Linked DNA regions of Mus musculus: region 1 is linked to region 2. The links are chromatin loops, found by intact Hi-C in ENCODE. Cell type or tissue: gastrocnemius. All regions are shown on one strand. Each heading gives the region's core, and the rest is flanking DNA. Links, peaks and the distances in the headings are about the cores only.

What was found. A loop is a pair of places that touch in the nucleus more often than their neighbours do. Peaks named below come from ENCODE experiments on the same cell type or tissue, not always from the same donor. Only the 100,000 strongest peaks of a DNase experiment are listed, where the experiment ranks them.
Region 1: a loop joins it to region 2, with 4 times the contacts of the local background. A loop is called at or near these places in 10 of 42 quality-filtered maps.

What each region holds. Positions count from the first base shown.
Region 1 is chr19:12,456,448-12,468,097 of GRCm38, forward strand. It overlaps Mpeg1 (macrophage expressed gene 1), which reads left to right and starts at 4,323. Exons shown (of 2, transcript NM_001374668.1): 1 at 4,323-4,414; 2 at 4,704-8,833. The coding sequence starts at 4,754. The coding sequence ends at 6,895. Dtx4 (deltex 4, E3 ubiquitin ligase) reads right to left here. Exons shown (of 9, transcript NM_172442.3): 9 at 9,889-11,650. In gastrocnemius, for the core only: no CTCF peak of the experiment used is centred there; no DNase peak of the experiment used is centred there; H3K27ac peaks cover 2,156 bases.
Region 2 is chr19:12,588,079-12,599,728 of GRCm38, forward strand. It overlaps A330040F15Rik (RIKEN cDNA A330040F15 gene), which reads right to left and starts at 8,488. Exons shown (of 2, transcript NR_015503.1): 1 at 7,860-8,488. Fam111a (family with sequence similarity 111, member A) reads left to right here. Exons shown (of 4, transcript NM_026640.2): 4 at 1-1,618. The coding sequence ends at 520. In gastrocnemius, for the core only: CTCF peaks have their summits at 4,048 and 7,484 (motif pointing right); DNase peaks (open chromatin) are centred at 4,052, 4,331, 7,623, 7,800 and 1 more place; H3K4me3 peaks cover 1,661 bases; H3K27ac peaks cover 844 bases.

The sequences.
Region 1 (11,650 bases), core at 1,698-9,697, 130 kb before region 2:
CTTCTTGCTATCAGATAAAATCCTTTTTGGGATGTAGAAACAAACCCCTGGCTTCCACCAACCTAAAGGCTAAGAATGCCATCAGATGGCATCTGAGACTTATACGGAAGACTTTGAAGTTTTGCTCAAGCCCACTACCTGGTGTTCCCACCACTGCATTTAAAAAACTCCTTGATTTATGAATGTCCTTGTTCTTTCTCTATAAAAACTTCATGAAACTGCTTGGATGTTGGAGTGACCTGAATCTGTTTACAGATCACTCATATTTGAACCTAGAATAAATGATGCTTTTTTTTTCTCCTTGAGGTGAGAATTGTGTTTTTGCTTCAACAGACCTTCAAAGACTCCTTGTTTTGGCATGGTGGAAGCTCCATGAGTTCAAGGTCAGCCTGGCCTACCTAGAGAATTCCAGGTCAGTCAGAACTAAACAGTGAGACCTTGTCTCAGGTAAATATCAGAATAAAATGGCGAGGGTGGACAAATTCTGGCCTAGCATTTAATATGACTCTGCAGAATTTCCCAAGTGTCTTTTGTTTTTACCCTCCAGAAAAAATGATAGTATGAAACCACTGAGTTTGGGGTTTTTTTGTTTGTTTGTTTTGTTTGTGTGTGTGTGTGTGTGTGTGTGTGTGTGTGTGTGTGTGTGTGTGTGTGATTAGTAGACAAACAATCTTAGTGCAAAGAATTCATTCTGAGTTGACAAAGCAACTCTCAGAATATCAGGTTAGAAGTCAACTGCCCAGGAATTAAATAAATAAATAAAAACAACAAACAAACAAACAAACAAACAAAAACAGCCACAGTGCTCTGTGTCACACAGGTCTGTCATTGTCATCAAAATATGGTCTCTAACAGTCAGGTTCTCTGTTCCATTTAACAGTGCTTTGTATGTCAGGTGTCAGACTTGTCTCCTGGATCTCTGGCAAACAAAGTAGGCTGAGGCTGGCTAGCACAACCGTCTCGGATCACCTGTGAGGTGTGCATGTCAGAAACCCCCAAACAGGCTCCAAGCCCACACAGAAGTGAACCTTAGACGTAAATCATGGCTTAACTGCTCGTGACACAGTGCCAAACATGCTCAGACTTAGAAAGAAAGCAGATGTGTGACTTCCCTCTTGCTGCTTGCTGGAGGAAGTGAAATCGATTTGCGGCACCAGAGAAGCACACCTTCTGTGGAAGAATTGCCTCTCTCTGCTAGAAGCCAGAGCTCAGAAGTTAGCCCCAGCCCTTCACTGCCTCAGGGGAGCCATCTGGAGAGAACGTGTGTTTATAGGAATATTTCAGTTCAAGAAAAAGCAGAGAACATTACTGGAAGGAGGAAAACAGGACAAATGGAGGTGGGAGGTGCTAGTCAAATCCCCACCAATGTCCTCCCATCGGACATTCTGAGCACCGCCCTCCTGTCCTGGCATGCAAATGGAGGTTGTGCCCTGGAGTCTCACCATTTCACTTCTTCTTTCATTGTTTCTCACCAGCTAAACCTCCTTCACCAAAGAAATCATAAAAGCCATGCGTTCAACCTCCACGGGCACACGAAAATGCCAAAAGTAATTTGATGCTTTAAAAAAAAAACAAGAGCATACTAATTGGTTTTCCAGTGCCACATGGTCAGTCCTGAAAATATAAGTAACGTTATAAGGACTGAGTGGTTACATTTAAGAATATATATTTATATACATACATACACATACATGTACACAAACACACACATATACATCCAGATACACATACACAGACATACACATAGACACATGTACACACCTAAGCACATGTACACAGAGACATGTACACACACATACACATACATATACATATATGTATGCATTCACAATTAGTAAAAAAAATGCCATGAAATTGAAGTAGAGTGGGGAGAGGTATATGGGATGGATTGTGGGAAGGAATGAGAATGGAGAAATGTTTTAATTGTGTTCTACATCAAAAATTAAAAAATTTAAAATATATATCTGTATTGCTTGAGTTGTTTTACTGAATATAAACTGATAGTCATTGTTATTTAGTAGTTAATAAATGCTCAGTTTAAAAAAAAACCTCATAGCTAAGACATTATCATTGTTGAAAACGCAAGAAAATCAAAGAATCTCTGGAGATTTAAGAGTAAAAAAATTATTCAACAAACTCTATTGACCAGACACTGTCAATTGGCTGGTGTTGGAGCCTCTAATTTTATATACTTGGCCATATCTGGGTTCATGATGCTATTGTTTTTACATATCATTGTATAACACAATAATTTTTCATTATAAACATTGTTTGAAAAACTTGTGTTGTCTGTAGAATATTTTGCCATTCTTCCATTTTATGTGATGTTAGAGTGGAAAACTGTACTAAAAAGAAAGGACAGAAAATAATGAGAGACTGTTTAGCAATTTGCTAAGACTTGAATCTAGAACCATCTGTGCTTACTTTACCTGCCTCTCGCTTCAGGATATCAAGGTCTCAACAGGATCTATGGCTTATTTATATTATTCTTGTGTGTGCTGTGGTGTGTGTGTGTGTGTGTGTGTGTGTGTGTGTGTGTGTGTGTGTATGTGTGTGTATGTGATATGGGGTCACCCACACAGGCACATGCAGAAGCTGAGGTTGACATCATAATTTTTCCTAAATTGCTTCTCCACTGCATTTATTTATTTATTTATTTATTTATTTATTTATTTATTATTTATTTTTGAGACAGGGTCTCTCACTTAACCTGAAGCTTAACATCTTAGCAGTCGCTTAGCTTACTCACTAGCTAGCAGTCTCTTGGGATTCTCCAGCACTGGAGATCCAGGCATGCACTGCTGTGTGCACATTTTAGGCGAGTTCTAAGGATCCAAACTCAGGACTTAGTACCTGCACAATAAACACTGCACCCTCATAACCACGTCCCCAGCCCTCAACGTGATTTAGAAAAGAGAGAACAAGAAGAAATTGCTAGCCTGCCTGTCATCAAATAGGTGTGCATAAGCCAGTTAAAATAGAAGAGTGCACTTACTGAGTTATTGCAAGCACTCAAGGGCGTTCAAGTCTCAGCTTTTAAACTCTAGGTGCTGTCTCCTGAGGTATAAATACATAACCCTGCTTATATATGAACTAGAGCACCCTCTGCAGTGACTCGGCTGGGTTCTCCAACTTGGTATAGCTTGGACATCGTTCACAAACTCATTCCTCATTGGAGGCTGGTGTGAGTCAGTTTCCCCAAACACCTTGGCATGAATAGAACCATGCTAAGGCTTTTATGGATTTACAGAACACCACTGGAGCCTGGATCATGGCTAGGGAAGCTCAAGTCCTTCAAAAATGCTTTGTTGCTTCCTCAATGACAACCTGAGATAATTTAGTTCGTTAAGATCTTCACAGCCTATACACAGGTGGTAGTCTTCACCCACGGCTGAAACATGTTTCTGCTTTTAAAGTCTTAGCCCTGCATCTTGCTCCTAAAATGATCTGGGGTGCTATGAGGGTGCTGTGTGAAGATTTATTATCTGCTATAGAGTTCCTGGCTGCTGCTAAATGAACCAAGACACTCCAGGTGTTACAACTGTGTAATTCACCTAAGCCTCCCTTAATTCTGATACTTGATCGCTAGCACAGACTACTCCTCTCTGAATCACAAATCTAAAGGAGCTAGTATCACTGCTAGACAAAAAGAAGAGGTGGGTGTTGAGAAAAGAGTGCTCATTATGTTTTCCTGACAATAGAAGAAATGAATTTTAGTACTTTTAACCCATGTAATAAAGAGCATGTTTCCTTTTTTGCTGTCTTTGCTGACAAAAAAGTTTTTGGATGAAAAAGTTAAACGTGTGGTCAGTTGCTGCTTAGTTTAAAAATTGCACACATGGAGACGATCAGACAAATGTGTGGACACAAGCACGGATGCTCCTGGGCCGTTTGTATGCTTTGAGTAAACCAAACTTTGCAAATTTGTAGTGTGGCTTTTGTCTTCTCTTGAATATTTCTCTCTGAACGGAGAAAAACAGAACAGCGTGGAAGCCCTCACCCTCACCCAGGATGCCCAGAACAATTCAGGGTGAGGGTTCCCAGCAAACGGAATGCTTTCCTGAGCAGTTCAGCCCTAGATAAGTCTATCTCCAAAATAGGACTGTTTGAGTTTGTAACAATGAGACCTCACAAAGCATGCATCTGAGGTTATCTATTTATTTATTTATTTATTATTTTACACTTTTGTTCTCAGGGGGCAGGCCCCAACTTCAGTGTACCAATGAGACATCTAAGATTTGTCCTTGACACAGAGTAGCCTGGAGGCGGGGTATGTAAATAAGCACAAGGTTGCTACTAACTCCTGCGTTTCCAGTAAAAAGAAACTAATACTGTGATTTCACAAAAGAAGAGAAAGGCAGGTTTTGAAGTCAAAGAGAGTGAAACAAAAGCCAGACAGAGCCTTCTGACAGAGGTAAGTTGTTGAATCCACACTTTTACTGGGTGCCAAACCCCTGTGTAGAAGAAAGGCAGGGTGAGGGACATAGGGTGTGTGTGGGGGGGGGGGGATTGAAGAGTGTATCTTTGCATATCCAGAGTAGAATAATTTTTACAAGGTACTAATGGTCTCTAATATTCCAACCAGCTTTCACTTCTCTGTTTTGCAATTGGAGCAGCATAAAGAGGAACTGATGGTTTTAGGAGAACTGTAGAATTTTCTGTTTCAACAACCGCTTTCTTTTCCATCCTTCTGTTTGCCCCAGTCTTGTTGGTGAATGCTTAGGGCTGGTATATGGCCAAAACCATCTGCGCCATGAACAGCTTCATGGCCTTGGTCCTCATCTGGATGATAATAGCGTGTGCTGAAGCAGACAAGCCTCTTGGAGAAACGGGTACCACTGGATTTCAAATATGCAAGAATGCCCTGAAACTACCTGTCTTGGAGGTCCTACCAGGAGGAGGCTGGGATAATCTGAGAAATGTAGACATGGGACGGGTGATGGACTTGACATACACCAACTGTAAGACCACAGAAGATGGGCAGTACATCATCCCCGATGAAGTGTATACTATTCCTCAGAAAGAGAGCAACCTGGAGATGAACTCAGAAGTCCTGGAGTCCTGGATGAATTACCAGAGTACCACCTCACTTTCTATCAACACAGAACTCGCCCTTTTCTCCAGAGTCAACGGCAAGTTCTCTACTGAGTTCCAAAGGATGAAGACCCTTCAAGTAAAGGACCAAGCTGTGACTACCAGGGTTCAGGTAAGAAACCGGATCTACACAGTGAAAACCACCCCAACTTCAGAGCTCAGCTTGGGGTTTACGAAGGCACTTATGGACATCTGTGACCAACTAGAGAAAAACCAGACGAAGATGGCCACCTACCTGGCAGAGCTCTTGATCCTCAACTATGGCACACACGTAATCACTAGTGTGGATGCTGGGGCTGCACTGGTTCAGGAGGATCACGTAAGGTCCTCCTTCCTTCTGGACAACCAGAATAGCCAGAACACCGTGACCGCTTCTGCAGGGATTGCCTTCTTAAACATTGTGAACTTCAAAGTTGAAACAGACTACATTTCTCAGACCAGTTTGACGAAGGACTACCTGTCGAACAGGACCAACTCCAGGGTGCAGAGTTTTGGAGGGGTTCCCTTCTATCCAGGCATCACCTTAGAAACCTGGCAGAAGGGCATCACTAACCACCTAGTGGCAATAGACCGTGCTGGCTTGCCTCTGCATTTCTTCATTAAACCTGACAAGCTACCTGGCTTGCCAGGTCCCTTGGTGAAGAAGCTGTCGAAGACAGTGGAAACTGCTGTGAGACACTATTACACTTTTAACACTCACCCAGGATGCACAAATGTTGATTCCCCCAACTTTAATTTTCAAGCCAATATGGATGATGATTCCTGTGATGCGAAAGTCACCAACTTCACCTTTGGTGGAGTTTATCAGGAATGCACTGAACTGTCAGGTGATGTTCTTTGCCAAAACCTGGAGCAGAAGAACCTGCTCACAGGTGATTTCTCTTGTCCCCCTGGCTACACCCCTGTCCATCTGCTCTCCCAGACCCATGAAGAGGGTTACAGTCGTCTGGAATGTAAAAAGAAATGCACCCTCAAGATTTTCTGCAAGACAGTGTGTGAAGATGTGTTCAGAGTGGCCAAGGCTGAATTTAGGGCTTATTGGTGTGTGGCTGCTGGCCAAGTACCTGACAACTCAGGACTTCTCTTTGGAGGAGTCTTCACTGACAAGACCATCAACCCTATGACAAATGCACAGTCATGCCCAGCAGGCTACATCCCACTGAACCTGTTTGAAAGCCTCAAGGTATGTGTGTCCCTGGATTATGAGTTGGGGTTCAAGTTTTCAGTCCCCTTTGGTGGGTTCTTCAGTTGTATAATGGGGAACCCCTTGGTTAATTCTGATACAGCTAAAGACGTCAGAGCACCATCTCTGAAAAAGTGTCCCGGGGGCTTCAGCCAACACCTAGCTGTTATCAGTGATGGATGCCAAGTGTCCTACTGTGTCAAGGCTGGAATCTTCACAGGAGGGTCCCTGCTCCCTGTCAGGCTCCCACCTTATACCAAACCACCTCTTATGAGCCAGGTTGCCACCAACACTGTCATAGTGACCAATAGTGAGACTGCCAGATCCTGGATTAAGGATCCTCAGACCAACCAGTGGAAGCTGGGAGAACCTCTGGAGCTTCGTAGGGCCATGACAGTCATCCATGGGGACAGTAATGGAATGTCAGGAGGGGAAGCTGCTGGAATCACTTTGGGAGTCACCATAGCACTAGGAGTTGTCATTACCTTGGCCATCTATGGTACTCGGAAGTACAAGAAGAAGGAATACCAGGAAATTGAGGAGCAGGAGAGTTTGGTTGGAAGCTTAGCAACAGATGCAACAGTCCTTAATGGAGAAGAGGATCCAAGTCCAGCTTAATTGTCTCCAAAGGAAACAGTTTCCAGCCACAGCTTCAAGCACATCTTTTGCTTTGTTTTCTCTACTTCTGCCTTCCTAAGTGACTGAAGTGACAGTCGCCATAGGAAGAAAGCAGCTATTACAACCCTGGCAGTATTTTCTTAGGCCTCTGCACCAGGAAATTAAAGGAGCCATTTGAAGTGAGGTGTGGGGAGGGGTATGATTCATTTGGAAAAAGCTGGACTGGGACTAAGCCTCGGGGTGTATGCGTCCATTCTCATAGTTGTCTGTACCTGAATGCATGTGTGTGGAACGAGGGGTGGGGGAGAAATTGGATTTGGTGCATTTAGTCTGAATTTGAAAGGCTTTCCAGTTTGTAAGCTGAAGAGGTCTGTGCTTTAAGTACATTACTTCTTTTCTTGTGTTTTCAAAGAGGCCCTCAGGGTTTCAGTAAACAGTGCCCTGAAATGCCACAGGAGGCCTACATGCCCCCTACTCTTTAGCTTTAAGGACTTGGTGTTGATTGACAGTGCCCTCCCCATGAGTCACCTCACAGGCATTTGAAGGAGAAGCGGGTGGGGTTTATACAAATTCCATTTCCCAACTTCCTCACAGCTAATCTAGGTCAGTCTTGGGCTTCTGAACTGTGCAAACAAGTCCTGGGGGGGGGGGGGGGAATATAACATAATTTTCTGTTAGGGGATGAAGGATGAAGAAACAGTAAGGAAATGAGTAATAAATTAAGGCTAAAAACCGGGGTTCGGGAGACAATGAGAGTATTCTAGGAAACTTTGAATTCTTAGATCTGTCAATTAACAGGGTTATAAATGAAGAACTAAACAGAGCTCTAGTTTGGCAGATCAAGCAGTATGGTTTCACGTTCATGTGTCAAAAATGTAACTCCTTCCTCTCTCTGGACAGTCTTTCCCCTTGTCTTCTTACCACAGCTGAGGGTGCACAGGAATACACACAAACCCCTTGGACTGTAGCAAGAAGCTTTTATCTGCCTAGGGGTGAAAAATGCGCAAGTCACAGTGAGCCTGCACTTACATAGTACTTCCTCCCTAAAACTAAAGCTATTGGGAAAGCGCTGTCTTCTGTCTGTTAGGATTTGCCTTTTCGCGCTGCTTGGAAGAGGGGTGGGGTAATTTAAAACAAAACAAAATTTATGTCACAGTTAGCTGGGAAAAGGCCATGATATGTATTTCAGTTCCAGGATGGCTTCCATGGGTTATCTGGAAGGCCTCGTGATTGACAACTGGCAATAGTTGGGGTATTGCTCAATTTTCATATCTGAGAATTTAATTCTCTACAACACGGAAATTCCTCTACAGCTGTCTTAGAAATTATGTATCTATTCACCACAACACATCAGTGAGCTATCTTCTACGAAAGATGATGTATTCTTGCTTTAACACTTACAATCAAGCTCTTGTGCACAGAGTAGGCCCTCCTGAAGAGCTCCAAGTGTCTCAGCCTTCAGGAACAGGGAGAGACTTCCTCATTCGTTTCCATTTGAGATACAGAGAGGAATGAATGACTGAATTGGAATTCTGCCCTACCACCTGCCCAGCCAAGAGGGCTAATTGCACAACCTCTCCATCGAACCTGCCTCTTGAGCGTTAAAATGTTCTTCTTAACCTCTGTGTGCTTTGTGGGTTTGGGCTATATTTTAATGTTTCATTGAAGCCAGCCATCTTTCTGAAAATACTAGTTACAATCAAGCTCTTGTGCACAGAGTAGGCCCTCCTGAAGAGCTCCAAGTGTCTCAGCCTTCAGGAACGGGGAGAGACTTCTTTCTGTAAATTCTCTGAATCTGCAAAGCAAGGCACATCAGAAGACTCCCAGATCTTTAATGCAGAAACTTCCTGTTGAATTTTTTAATATTTGTCCCATAAACATGTAACTCTACTAACAAAAATGAGTATAAATATGCATTAAAATGTGTACTTGGCAAAATTTTATCTTGGTGTTCATCTGTATGAAGTCAGAATACAGGGGTTTCCAGTTCACCCTCAAGCCATGTCATAGGTCTCCTGGGCTCTGCCCAGTCTTGACTTTAAGGCTGGGGTCTGCAGAAAGACCAGGGCTGGTTTCTGAGAAAACCATACTCCAAGGGAGATCAGAGATGGAGATAGTCTGGTGAGAAGAGAGGCTAGACTTGTTGTTCAAGAGTTCCTTGTTGTTCTTGTGTTCCTATTATTACTGGGATGTTTAATAACAAATGCTTACTGGAAAAATTTAAAACTGCCTGAAAATAAGGAGCCATTTAAGTGGTCAGTATTCACGGCTGGGAAGATGGTTCAGTCGCGTGCCTGCTATTTGAGCATGAGAATCTTGAGTATGTATCCCCAGCACCCCTGTAAAAGCATGGATGGTGGTATGAACCTGGAATCTCAGCACTCGCAGGTATGGACAGGTGGCACATGGGGCTCATTGGTCCATCAGCCTATCCTAGCCAAAATGGTAATTTCCAGGTTCACTGAGAGAACCCTGCTTCAAAGGATAAGGTAGAAGACTGCAGAGGAGATAACTAATGTCAACCTTTAGCTTCAGCAGACCTTCACACACACACACACACACACACACACACACACATACTGCACCCCCCACACGTGTCCCTTTATACAAGCATGCATCGCCTCGCACATATGCACCTCCACACACATACATCCCCGCACACACATACATCCCCGCACACACATGCATCCCCCAACATGCAAGAAGCCAGTTTCCATGTTTTTAAAGATGACCCTTTCCCCCCAAGTTCACATATTCATTTCTGTTGCTTTATGGCCCGTTTCTTTGAGGGGAAACCCAGAGTTAAGTCAGGTGAAATGTGGGAGTAGAAGAGATGTGGGAAGTTTTAGAAAATAAAGAAAGAAGAGTTTCCCTTTATCGAACTAGTTGGACTGAGGTTGCCCGCAGATAAAGGAAGTAATCCTCATGCTTCTGAGCCAGCTGCCAAAGCACTTCTACAAAAGCAGGCCCTTAGGAGTAACGACAATTTGTGCTTGTTCATTTGCAGTTTATTGTTCTGCACGTACACCTCATGAGCACCAGGGGGCGATGTCCTCCCACAGAACAACACCAACAACTTCAAATCACAGCAGTTACTAACAGAACACCTGACATCTGGACATTCACCAGCCCTCTCCCAGAAACCCCCACTGAGATATAAGTGACCAACGAACAAGCAAGGGGGGGTGGGGCAGTGGTTATTTCTTGGGCCACAGCAGCCTTCTCCCAATCCTCTCATGCACACAGCAATGCGATGCCAGGACAAGTACTTTTGACTGAAGTATAAAATCACACAGAAGTCTAAATCTTACAAAAAGGACAGGGGAATGGAAGCACAAAGGCACAGACAACCACAGATATACCACATAGCTTTTCAAGGGATAAGCATCTCATAGCTGTGTCTCCAATCCCATTTGTTCACCCCGGGAGTCTCATGAAGGAAGAACATGGCTGCTGGTGCTGAGACTGTAAAAGAAAGGGCATGGGGGCTCCCTGCTTGGCCCAGTAGAGCACACCAGGGCTTCTCTGGGGAAGCACTCTGGGTCAAAGTCGCTTGTGTCCAGGGCCTAATCTCATTGAAATGAATTCTGTATATTTGGGGGTTGGCACAAGAGAAGGAGTAAGGTACCAGCTACTGCTTGACCCACACATTGTTGAGATTGCCAAGCTTCCATCAGACCAGAAAGCTGAAAGAGTGAAACTTGAGGGTGAGGTAGCCTCTCAGAGCATCCTCGGGGAATAAGGAAATGAGACATAGACATTTTAAAGTCCTCTGGGGAAATTCTTGAAGACTAACCCTCAAAATGGTCTTTCTTGTAGAACAGTCACTCCCTGAGATGTCCTTCTGGGCTCTTCCTTCTGCCTCATGCTATGCTTTTCCTGCGTCTACCTCCTTTGCTACGTGAAAACATCCCCCACTGGCCATTCCCACATCTCAGAGCCTGTTTTCATTTCTTCACTTCCTACTGCTTCACTTTCCTATCCATGAACTCCCAGTCTAATTTCTCATCCTTGTTGCCAAGAAGCAGGGACTGTAGATAACAACGAGTAACTGAAGACAAACATGATTGTAAGCCTTCAATGAGGGTCCGATTATCTCTGAAATTCGGTAACCTGATAAAAGGGTGTGACATTAACGCCCGTGGCTACTTGCCTTCCATTTAGTTCTGCTGTATCTTTCTCTACTTTAGCAGGAGTTTTCCCCGAGGTGCAGTGAATGCAGCAATCTTCTGCTCTGCTTGTGAGACAAAATGGCCTCCCATTGATAGGACAGGCTGGACTAAGATGGCAGAACATTCCCTCCAACCACAGCTCCCCCTAGTGGAAGGCGATTAAAATTCCATTAGCCATTTGTAGAGTGAAAGAAAACTCAGCACCAGGGAAGTGGGTTAGGGACACTTGGGTGATTCTACTGGCCACAGCAATATCAACAATGGTGGAAGCCCAACAGGAGGCATCTCTGGTGCAGGGTGGTATGAAAATGTGGACTCCAGTTCTAACGTAAGTACAAATGTGGAAGGTTGTTGAATTTCTCACTTATTTTTACCAAGCATCAAACGTTTCAAATCTTATGATATATATGTATGTGTATATATACACATATATATAGTCAAACCCTCGAGACATGAGGTATATAAGTTCAAATTAGTATCCAGAGGAACTTTCCCCAAACACAAAGTTCAAAGAACCCACTTACAAAGGGGAAATTATTTTCCCTTCTTGATTCTCCATTCTCTTTTACCTGACACCTAATCC
Region 2 (11,650 bases), core at 2,492-10,491:
GGAACTGAAGGAAAATGGACAAGAAGTACCTGCTGGGCTGTATCATAGAATAAGACCTGTGCCACATAGTGGGTTGATTTATATCATTGGCCATCCTGAGGGAGAAAAGAAGTCTATTGATTGCTGTACAGTGGTCCCTCAAAGTAGTAGAAGAAAAAAATGTCAGGAAAATTTTCAAGCAAGAGAGGAAGCAGGCTTCTGTTTTTCTACATCTTTTATCCATATGTACACACAAAGAAGTTTCCAGGAAATGCTTCACAACTCTGATGTGGTTACTTATGACACCAGTTTTTTTGGTGGGTCTTCTGGATCCCCAGTATTTGATTCTAATGGTTCATTGGTGGCCATGCATGCTGCTGGCATCACTTGTACATACCAGGCTGGAGTTTCCAATATCATTGAGTTTGGTTCTATTATGGAATCCATTGATGATCATATGAAGCAAGATAAATATAAAGAGTGGTATAACACAATTTCTGGAAATGTTCAGAATGTAGAAATGCTGAGCATAGATTTCTGAGGGCTGGAAAGGGTTTAGTCTTTTAAAACTTTAAGGGAATTGCCTATTGTGTTTTTCTGCAGACAATAATGTTTTATGAAGTTTCAAAATGATTGCTTTCACCCCAAAATGGCAGTTCTAGATTACGTCCTAGGTACCAGGCATTTTTAGTTTATTCAAACAAACAAACAAACAAACCAAGACAAAACCATCAATTGAACTATTTATGTAAGGTAACATGGAAAAGAAAATTAAGTGCTAATGTGGTCTCGGAGATCCTAGTGTCAGGAAATGCTACGATGTGAGAAAGTTCAGAGCATAGAAACTGGAGTTGTTGGCCAAAAGATTCATGGAAAAAAAGAAGCCTACCATGCTTCTGGAAACTTGAACCAATTTCAAACATACTCATTTGGTTCTACGCTTATCTCCCTTCTCTGCTGACCAGAGCTCAGCCAGGACACTGGATCACAGAGTTTTCAGCCCTAAGATGCCCCTGATCATAGATGCCCTTCTTCCACTTTGGCTTTCTTACTTAAGACTTGGATCTGAAATTAACCTTCAAGGAATGGTTTTGGAAATCATTGAGCAGGCAAGGAACTGGTCTCTGCCATAGAATTTGTGCACCTGAGAGTTCCTGGTCTTGAGTTATGGAGAGCAAGCACTGGTTTCTACTTCATAGGATTCACAATGGAGAGGGCTAGGAAGATACTGGACAATTTTCAGCAGTGTGACACTCAAGTCCTGGTCCCTTGGAGAGAAAGGACGCGGTGTTCAAGAAGTAATCTCATCAAAATCAGAGTCAATGAGACCTTACATACAGAAGACATGAGGTCTTAGATTATTGGAGGGAAAGTGGAACGAGTAGTTGAGATGCTGAGGGAAGGTTGCTAAGAGATCTGGCATTGCTTCAATTCTTCCCTTATCAGAACGAAATATGTCCTGTGTTAGAGCTAGCATGATCGCAAGCCACAACTCCCCTTATTTTCCAGACACCTCCTAGTCCTATTGTGAGATATTTTGTGTCCCCTGCCCAATGTATTGTTCCCAAATCAAATACAGATGAATCACCATTAAACATAGTGAATTTTGAGATACAAATTAAAAAAATTATTTGTATGGAATTCCCTTTGTTTTTGGTCCAAATATTCATTCTCAATATTATAAAGTAATAAATGTTGTTTTCACAGCTGTTTTCTTTAGTTATTTATTTTTTGTTTGTTTGTTTGTTTATAACTTATAAGTTACTCTTACCAGCCAAAAGATCCTCATTATTTTTAAGTTCTGTTGGGAGTAGAGGGGGTTCCGACCCTGCAAGTATTATGACTGACAACGAAGTGGACTGCAAAGAATGAAAATTGGGGCATCTGAATTGCGGCAGTCAGATGGGGATCAAATTTAGAGAAAATGGCTTAATTTTCTTACACATTTAAACACAGTAGGACTTTGGGAAAGTAGTTTCTATGTGGTAATTCTCATAGAAAAGCCTTAGAAATGGATACATTGAAATCCCCTTGCAAAATGCCCCACTATAGAAAAGAATCTGAGACTTTGGTCATAAGAACAGTGCATGTTGACTGGGCTACATACAGTGCTTGGGGCTAGAACCTGCAAAGGAAGATTTAATAAGCCTGAGGGTGGATCCTACAGATGGAGGGTACACAGTACATGGGGGCTTTTCATAAGGATAAATTCTATTTTCTAAGAGAAAGCCCATGACTGGGGCCTAATTGGTTCTCAAGACTTGGGGGAAATTCAGGTGGCTGCTGCTCCTAAAAGAATAGCCTAGGGCACCAAGTTGTTTGACCAGTTTCACTCCAGCATTCCAAGTGACTAGGCATTCATTTCCTTAAAGAAAATAGGCCTGCCTAATTGACAATCCTGGTTGCGGCAATGCTTAATCTAAGCTGTGCTTCCTACCAAATTCCATATTCGCTCCTTAAAATTAATCTGTAAACATCCCAAGTCAAATTCTTACAATGTGTCCTGTCGTTTGCCCATAGGACTGACTTGTCTGCTATACTCTTCTCTACTGAGAGGCATGCTCTACCTTCTCAGCTCTCAATCTATGACTTTTCTTAGATTTATTTATTTATTTTATATGTATAGGTGTTTTTGTCTCTGTGTATGCCTATACACTAGGTATATGCCTAATGCCTAGGAATCCAGAAGAAGGCATGAGCTCCTCTGGAATTTGGAGCTATAATTGGAGGGTTGTGAGCTGCCATGGCTGGTCTGGGAATTGAACTCCAGATCCTCTGGAAGAAATGCTCATAACCCTGGAACCAACTCTCTAGCTTGTCAACATGTAATCAATAACTATCTTTTCTATTACATATTCTGCTCTGTACATTCCAGAACCTGAGAGGATTCCCTGATTTGTGGAATCAAATTCTGTCAACCAAGAAACACATGCAGTGGGCAAAGGAAGAGGATTAAAAGTCCCCACTGACACACATGTTAATACGTCTGACTATGAGCTAGCGATCCCAATGGCTCTTCAGTATTACTCAAGTTATTCTCAGCAAAGGAGAAAAAAGGATGGGCTGTTACATTGGGTAAGCAAGTCCCATGGCCCTGCAGAAAAGGGATGTAGCTATAGCTACCAGATACATGACTTACTAGTGTGGATATTAATCATGTCAGCAATAAAGGACTTCTGTGGTACATAGCTTTGCGTTAACCAAATCATTAGAAATCCATTCAGTTTAATACAAACCAGTTATCCAACACCAAAGATAGAATCATGTAGGTGATTTCTTTTTTCTAACTCTGAACCCACTCTTTGTCTACCTCCTCCTCAGCTGCTTTTGGGGGAGGGAGATAAAACATACCTCTGAGAGGTTTCTATTCCAGGGGGGCTCTGGGGGCCATGCAAAATTGTATACCCATGTTGGGAGGAATTCAGAAAGGGGCTCAACAGTATTATTTTGACTCATTCAACGAAGTCACAGTATCCCTCACTTTCCAACAAGGAGGAAAAAATACGAACATCAAAGCCTGGTCAGTCTGACAGAACCAATGGGAGGAAGCACGGTGCATGAGGCCAACACCTGGACCTGGGTATTCTGTAGCATTGAGAGTTACGTGGAGAGAAATGGATGCTGGCGTGAAAAGGTGCTGACAATCAAGTTTCCCTTCTCTATCTCCCCACAGCTGCACTTCTCTACTCTAGCTGGCCTGTACCAGAGTCTTTGATTTCCTGGGCTTCTAAGCAGGTGTATGGGGTAAAAGCCCCTGATTTTCATTTTGATTCTGTTAGTGGGAAGGAAACAATAGAATCAAACTGATGTAGGTTAGGTGATACTTTTGATGGGGAAGGAAGATAAAGGGAACCCAAAGAATAGGATCATTTGGATGGACTCAATACTTGATGCAGAAGAGGACCTCTTGTTTGACATCTGCTCCACTTGGACATGTCGATTGCCCTCTGGGCCTGCATGTAGGCTAGCAAAATAAAAGTGTGCTAAGGAGGTGGAAAAGCCCAGCTGTGGTGAGAGACTCAAGTCTGCAGGCCTGCTTAGAGACCATTTCCTAACACAACATTGCCACCTATTGGATGGAGCTGTGAGGTACATTCCCTCCCAATGGCAGCCAGGATCCTGTGTCAAAACAGACAGGTCACAAGGAGGCTTTCTTCTATTGGCATCCTTTTTGGGCAATGACTCAACTGATATTTCATAACAATGAAAGTATGCCATTTAAATATATAGTTTAACCAAGATTTTAGCCTGCATAGTCTTAGTGTTATTGATTTAACCAAAAACCAACCAACCAACCAACAAAACATAAGAGCCTTGCTGAAGGCAATTTACAAGTTTTTCACTCTGAATTCACAACAGGGGTCCTGGCACACACACACACACACACACACACACACACACACACACACACACCTTATGGAAATAGATCAAAACCAAGGATAATCAGGATATATGAACACCAGACTTATTTGAGGATCTTTATCCAGAGATGGTAAAGGCACATTCTCAAATCTTCCATACCTTATCAGGAAGAAGGATGTATGCCACCTGATAGATTTTTGGGTCAGTGAAGGAGGACAGGAATGTGGTTAACATTTAAATGATGTATCTAAGCCTTTCCTGTTACTCTTTTGGCCATATTTGATGGCTCATTGAAAGTTTTATCCACTTGAGGAAAGCATGGCAGATGGTCTAAGACAGCCAAGGAAGGGAGGTTTTGGTCATGGCAGCATAGAAGATGCCAACACTGCGAGACATGCTAGAGAAGGATGAGGAGAATGGACAGCGCCAGAGAGATGCAACTGAGATAAAAAAAACAAAAATATCATATCATATCACTGGATACAGAAAAGCATTCAGCAAAATTAAACAATAATTCACAAGCACTCTCAGCAAACTAGGAATAGAGCTTAATTTCTCAGTATGATAAAGAACTTTAAAAACCCTACATCTATTATGATATGTAATGATAGGAGACCTAAATGCTTTCCTGCCAAGATCAAACATGAGGCTATGATGTTTACTGTCACCACTCCAATTCAATACTAGAAGTCCTAGCTGATGTAATACAAGAAATACATAACACATGTATTAAAAGGGAAGAGAAAGGCTCTTTACAGAATACGTTTGTCTATGTATCTTAAAAAATTCCTAAATAATGAACAATAGCCACAAAAAGTTGCTGGGCCGGATGGATAAATGATTTAGTTCACTGTTGATGTTCTAACAATGTACATGAGGCTGAGGTACTTTTCTTTCCTTCCTTCTTTGTTTCTTTGTTTCTTTGTTTCTTTGTTTCTTTGTTTCTTTCTTTCTTTCTTTCTTTCTTTCTTTCTTTCTTTCTTTCTTTCTTTCTTTGTTTTTATGTGTATGGATGTTTTGCCTGCATGTATGTCTGTGCAGTACATGTGTGTCTGATGCCATGGAGCCAGGAGGAAGTTGTCAGATGCATTGGGACTGGAGTTACAAACAATTGTGAGCTGTCATCTCTCTAGCCCTGGTCTGGGTTATTTTTGAATAGTAGAAATTTGTTACTGTATCTGTGGAGACTGGGAAATCCAAGATCTAAGGACTTATGTCTCTGGTAAACCTCACTGCTTCCAAGATAGTGCCATTTGTTGCATCTTTTGATGACAGAAGGTGGAAGGACAAAGAGGCTTGATCTTTAATGAAGTACTAATGTCAATCATGACAGCTCAGCCTGGTAATCTTACTCCACTGAGCCTTAGGTAACATCTTACCAACATGCACGTTGTGGAGGGATCTATGTATATTGAGACCAGAGTGAAAATTGAAGCAACTGTAGAGTGAACAGATAATAACAAAAAATTCTTATTTACCAGCAATTAGCAATTGGAATCTGACATTTAAAACAATGTTTTTTACTCTGAGTGTGTCCTACTTATAATATTCCAACTTAGCTTATTATTACAGTTTGTGAATCAACAGTATATACTACTGATAGGGGACGAACACATATATAAATAGAATTGAATAGAGAGATTTTGAAAATGGATAGGTTCACGGAATATTTGCAGGTGTATTTGACAAAGGTACCAAAGAAATTCAGATGAAACTTTTTCATAAATCACACTGGAGCAAGAAGTCCCCAAAGTCCCAACAGAAAGAAAAGGCAAGGAGGGAGGGAGGGAGGGAGGGAGGGAGGGAGGGAGGGAGGGAGGGAGGGAGGGAGGGATCATTTTCCACATAATAATTAATTTAAATTGTACCACATATCTAGGTATAAATTGTAAAATCATAAGCCTTATAAGGAAAAGCAGAAAAGTCATCAAATCTAAAAGACCGTCAAGCAATTCTTACACTAAATACAGAAAGTGGAAGCCAGAAAGTTGTAAAAAACAAAAACCCTGTTAAGGATGAAAAGAGCCTCCAGCTTGATAGAAGATATTTTCAAGTCAAGTATCCAAAAGTTTTCATTGAGGATATTTTTAATGTTCTCACTTCATTTTAAAAGTAGCCAAACACATGAACAAACATTTCACAAAGAAGATGCAGAAATCAAGAAGTCACATAGGGAAACACTAAATAAGCATCACTATTATTAACACACGGCATGTTCACACACATTAAAAGCTCAAGAAATATCATGACACCCCTAATAGAAACGCTAAAAAAAGTATACTGATAATAGGATTCACAAAATGGCCCAGTGGCTAAAAGAGCTTACCACACACCAAATAACCCAAGTTCAATGCCCAGGACCCACATAATGATAAAAAAGAACTGACTCTACAAAGTTGTCCTTCCCTCTCCACATACACACTATAGTTTGTGCCTCCTCACAATGATGCTGATGAGGACGACAACGACGACGACGATGGTGATGGTGATGGATATGAGGAGACTAGATGTTGAGTACATTGCTTGGTCAAAGGGAGAAACGGCACAACCACACTAGAAGACTGGCTCCAAATCAATGGCTGGGGAGCTCCTAGATCCTAGAGTAGAAGATGCCACTGCTAATTCCTAAACAGTCTTGTGTCAAAATTCCTTCTCAATATTTATGTTTATGTCCATAGGCCTAGGCAGAAGCTTTCTTTAAAATATGGGTATTATTCAACACAGAGACTCATACTTACTTGTTCAAAGTGTTGAGAATAATACAGAGTTCTCAGCCCTAAATGGGACGTCTGTATTAACCCCTTATCAAGTTCTGGACAGTAACCAAGAGCCGTGGAATAGCCTGTAATGCTTTGAGGGGTTGTGTGGGGCAGCTTTAAAAGGTAACCCACACCTGGCCCCACACCTGGCACTAGGCTTTTTATTTGATAGTCATTAGTGTCTGGGGGTAGTTCTAATTAAACCCATTTTATGTATGTACATATACAACATCCAATGGGTACAGAGTATAAGAGTCTATTTCTTTGTTTCATATTGACTTTCAAAAGGCAGTACAATATTTCAGCCTGCTCTGATTTCTACATAGACAGCATAAAGTTTATACCATAAACGCATGCATCCCTTGGCACTGACTTTCAGTGGTCACAACTGTGACGTTTGACCAGCAGAGAGCATGAAAGCTCTAAGATGCTGGTGCAAACTGACAGAGGGCGTGGCTTCTGCATATCTGACACACCTCCAGGATTCAGGCCTGGATGAGGTAATAGCAGGCCAGAAGAAGAAGGCGTGGGGCTGAGCGTGCGTGTGTTCGTCAGTGTGTGTATGTCAGTGCGAGCAAAAGCCCTGGTGAGACTCAAGTGTAGGAGCTCTGGCCGCGGATACAGCCAGCGCTGAGCTGAAAACAGACAGGAAGTTAGTGGCTGCAAACCTCAGTCCCCGCGTTGGCCCCTGGGACCGGGATGGCAAGCGAGCTTTTGGACACCCGGGGACCCGGGAAGTATCCGCGGGCGTGAGCTCACCTTGGCGTTCTTCCGGGGAGGGGAGACACCTGGAAGCCTCTGAGCGGAGCCCCAGGGAGGGAGCTGTGCCACCGCCGTTGCCTGGCTCCCAGCGGAGAGAGGACGGAGGGCGTGACCATGCAACTCCAGCGAGGCTCAACTGGTGCGAGGCGGGTGCTGCGTCGCGCTTGGGCCGTGCGCCCTGGGTGGCTTTGCAAGGCGGGCGGCGAATGTGCAGGGTCAGGTTTTTTGCATGAAGCCGCTGGACCCCTCGGAGCAGCGGCAGCGACAGGGGCGGTGGAGCACAGTTGGAGGCGGGCAGCTACGGGTCCGCGTCCCGGTGCCTAAGCGACTGCAGACTCCCCCATGAACCACAGCTGAGGCTTCCCGGGAGGCGGTGGCGCCCGAGGCCGGGTGTGCAAGGACGGGGAAGGGAGCATCTCAGGGCACTTCATGCTCCAGACCTCAGCCTTGGACCCTAGTGGTGTAGGAATGGCTGACCGATCATGGCGGCTGGTGTCCCTACAGCCCTGCTGTGAAACACCACTTCAAGGCGGTGCTGCGCTGGTCCACGCGCGGGGCCAGCGTGGTGTTGGGCTAGGTGGAGAGACAGATTGCCCCCTACATCATCGACCTGCAGTCCATGAACCAGTTCCGCCAAGACACGGGTGAGCCATCCAAATCCCTGGTCTGTCCACTGACTCACCCAGTGACTAGCTTTGCTTACTGATGTCCTCACGTGATAGGTGTTGAGGGCAGGTGTTTCCCTTCCTTAGATCCTCACAGGATTCCAAGACCACCTTCAAGTATTTGTCCTGGCAAGTAGTTTAAATTGTCTTGATTATACAAACCCAGCTTCGGCCTAGCTGCAGGAGACCCCTTTATGCCCCCATCGCCACCCCCAGCCCCTACTGGCCCTTAGTGCAGGAATTCTAGGACTTTGCAGTTCCCAAGGAATGCGGGGTCTTCAGCAAGATACTGCTGGAGCCCTTTTACTGCTCACACCTCAGCTGACTTTGCTTTGCCTCAAGCACCTTTGGGGCTGCCGTACACCTCCCCCTCCCTTCAACCTGGCTGAATCTGGCCCTCTTCTATGGACCCCCCCTTCCCACTGACAACTCCTGGATGTAAGATTTGGGAAGCCGTAGGGTTCCTCAGTGTCTAGTTACAGTCTAGTGTGTGAAAAGTGCTGGAAAATTACTGGGAAGAGAGATTGGAGCCAGGGATTCCAGAGCTGGAGCATCTGGATGTGGTGGAGAGAAGAACCGGAGGACTGGGCTCCGGAATGCCTGGCAGAGAGGCTCCTCCCTTTGTCCACAGAGGACAGGACAGAGTGAACATTCTGCAACATTCTCCAACAGCCTGCAGAGTGGAGAATGTCTTTGCCAGCTATGCCTCAGACAGGGGCTGGGCGTCTAGAATATATAAAGAACTGCAGTAATTAAACTTCAAAATAGCTAGTCAATAAATCAGCCAATGAATGGAAGATACCGTTCGCAAAAGTAGGACCACATATGGACACCAGAGATTAAAAAGGCGTTCAGCATTCTTAGTTACCAGCTGAGTGAAAATTGAAGCTACGTTTTGGATTCCATCTTCCCCTAGTGACAATTACTAAGATAAAGAAAAGAGACAGCAGTGCTGTTGAGGTAATGTAACCTAGTACAGCCATTATATAAATTAGTATACATTTCTAAAAATTAAAAAAACAGAACTTCCCTATGATCCAGATATACTTCTGAGTGTGTGAGTGTGTGTATGTGTGTGTGTGTGAGTGTGTGTGTGTGTGTGTGTGTGTATTCTACCACAGAGATACCTGCACATCCACATTTATTGGTTTTCTATTCAAAATAGCAAAGAAATGGAACCAGCCCAAATGGAGCCAACAGATGAATGGATAAGGAAAACGTGGCACATATATAAATGGTATTTATTCAGCTGTAAAGAAAAATGAAATCACATAACTTACAGAAAAATGAATGAATATGGGAATTAGAAAAAAAAACCCTCCAGATTTAGACAGACAGCACATCTCTCACATGTGGAGCCTAGCCTATAAAGTCTGTCTGTCTGTCTGTCTGTCTGTCTGTCTGTCGTATGTAAGTTGGGGTGAATTCCTTGACTGTAGGCTCTGGAATCAGAAAAGAGTGCACAAAGAGGGAAAGAAAGTGTTGCAGAAGTAGAGGAAGGGCACAGGGAGGTGAATGTGGAGATGGAGGATGTGTGTAAGGTACAGTGGGGAGGGGGTGAGGGTATGGGGGGTGAGAAAGGTGAGGTGATTCAACAAAATAAATTTTGTCTGAAACTGGCACAATAAAACCTAATTCTGTGTGTTAATTATTAATGAAAAATAAACTATTTACAAAATAAAACTATGAAGACTGAGAAGTATGTACAAAGATGCCTCTTATGTTGTTCTTTTAAAATAACAGTAAGATTTTGGGGTGTCCTAAATTTCCAAAACAGAAAAATAGTTAAATAAATCACAAATTTCTGTGTCATAATTCTGATCATTATGTAAACACTAAAGCTAACTCTAAAAATAATTTTCCTTTCCCTTCCTCCTCTTCTTCTCTTCCATCTCATCTCCACACTCCCTTTGGAACATAGTTGCAAAGTTTTCAGTTACCCCAATACCCAGACTTCTTGCTAGATGCGATTATTCAATGGATTCTCTTAAGGGGTATTAACATCAAATTTGGAACCCAGAGAACTGACGTCAAGGTTTTTGTGCTTCAGTGAGATTTTTGTAGTGTCCATAATGCTGTGTAAAAGAAAAACTGGAAAGCTATCCAAACTTGGCTCTGCTAAAAATCACAAGGTAAGTGAAGTATGGGAGTTGCCGAGTTCCCTTTGATTTCTGGATCCTACCTGACACTAGCAAAAATGAGCAGTTTCAAAATCACCGAACAGCAAAACATTGACTAAAGTTGTTTAGTTAAGAGTTAACACTTGAGAGATAGTTGCCAGTAGAGTGCCTGCCATGTACTTAGGAGGACTTAACTCTGATCTCCAGCACTCAGTTAAATGTGGGGCACAGCTAAGCACTATGCTAGCGCTGAGAAGAGGGAGACAAGAGGGGAGGAGCCCCTGGGTGTGTTGCCCAGGCAGTCTGACCAAATTGAAAAGGTCCAGGTTCAAAAAATAAGGTGGAGAGTCATTGAGGAAGACACCTAACTTCTGGCTTCTATATGTATACACAACAGAATGAGCACTCCCCACTATGCAGAGAAACATGGACGGACACACACACACACACACACACCTATTTACATTTAAGTAACAATGATTACCTTCAACAACTCTGAGAAAAAGAAAGTGCATTTATATGAGTCTAACTGATAGAGATTCACAGACAGGAAGGAATATATACACTGATACTTGAGAAATGGGACATATTGTGTTTTGTTTTCTGTTGACATATATGCCAAAATATATGTATATGTGCATACATATACATACATTCATATATATCCATACAGATATGTAAATACATTGTTGTAAAGTCTGCATAACATCGTTTTAATTAAGTGTACAATATAGTGTGTTAAATATATTCACAGGATTTTGCAATTATACACATTATCTATACCTCAACTATATCATCATTCCCTAATGTGACCTCTTTACCTACTGAGCTCTTGGTAACCCCTATTCTACCGTCCCTGTCTGAATTTGCTTCTTCTACACTGATCTCCTATGTGGGATCATCTGATATTTCTCTCCTGTGTCTAGCTTATTTCATTTAATACAATGTAGTTAGGATTCACCCATATTATACCAAATATGAAACTTTTATGCCTTTATGGTTA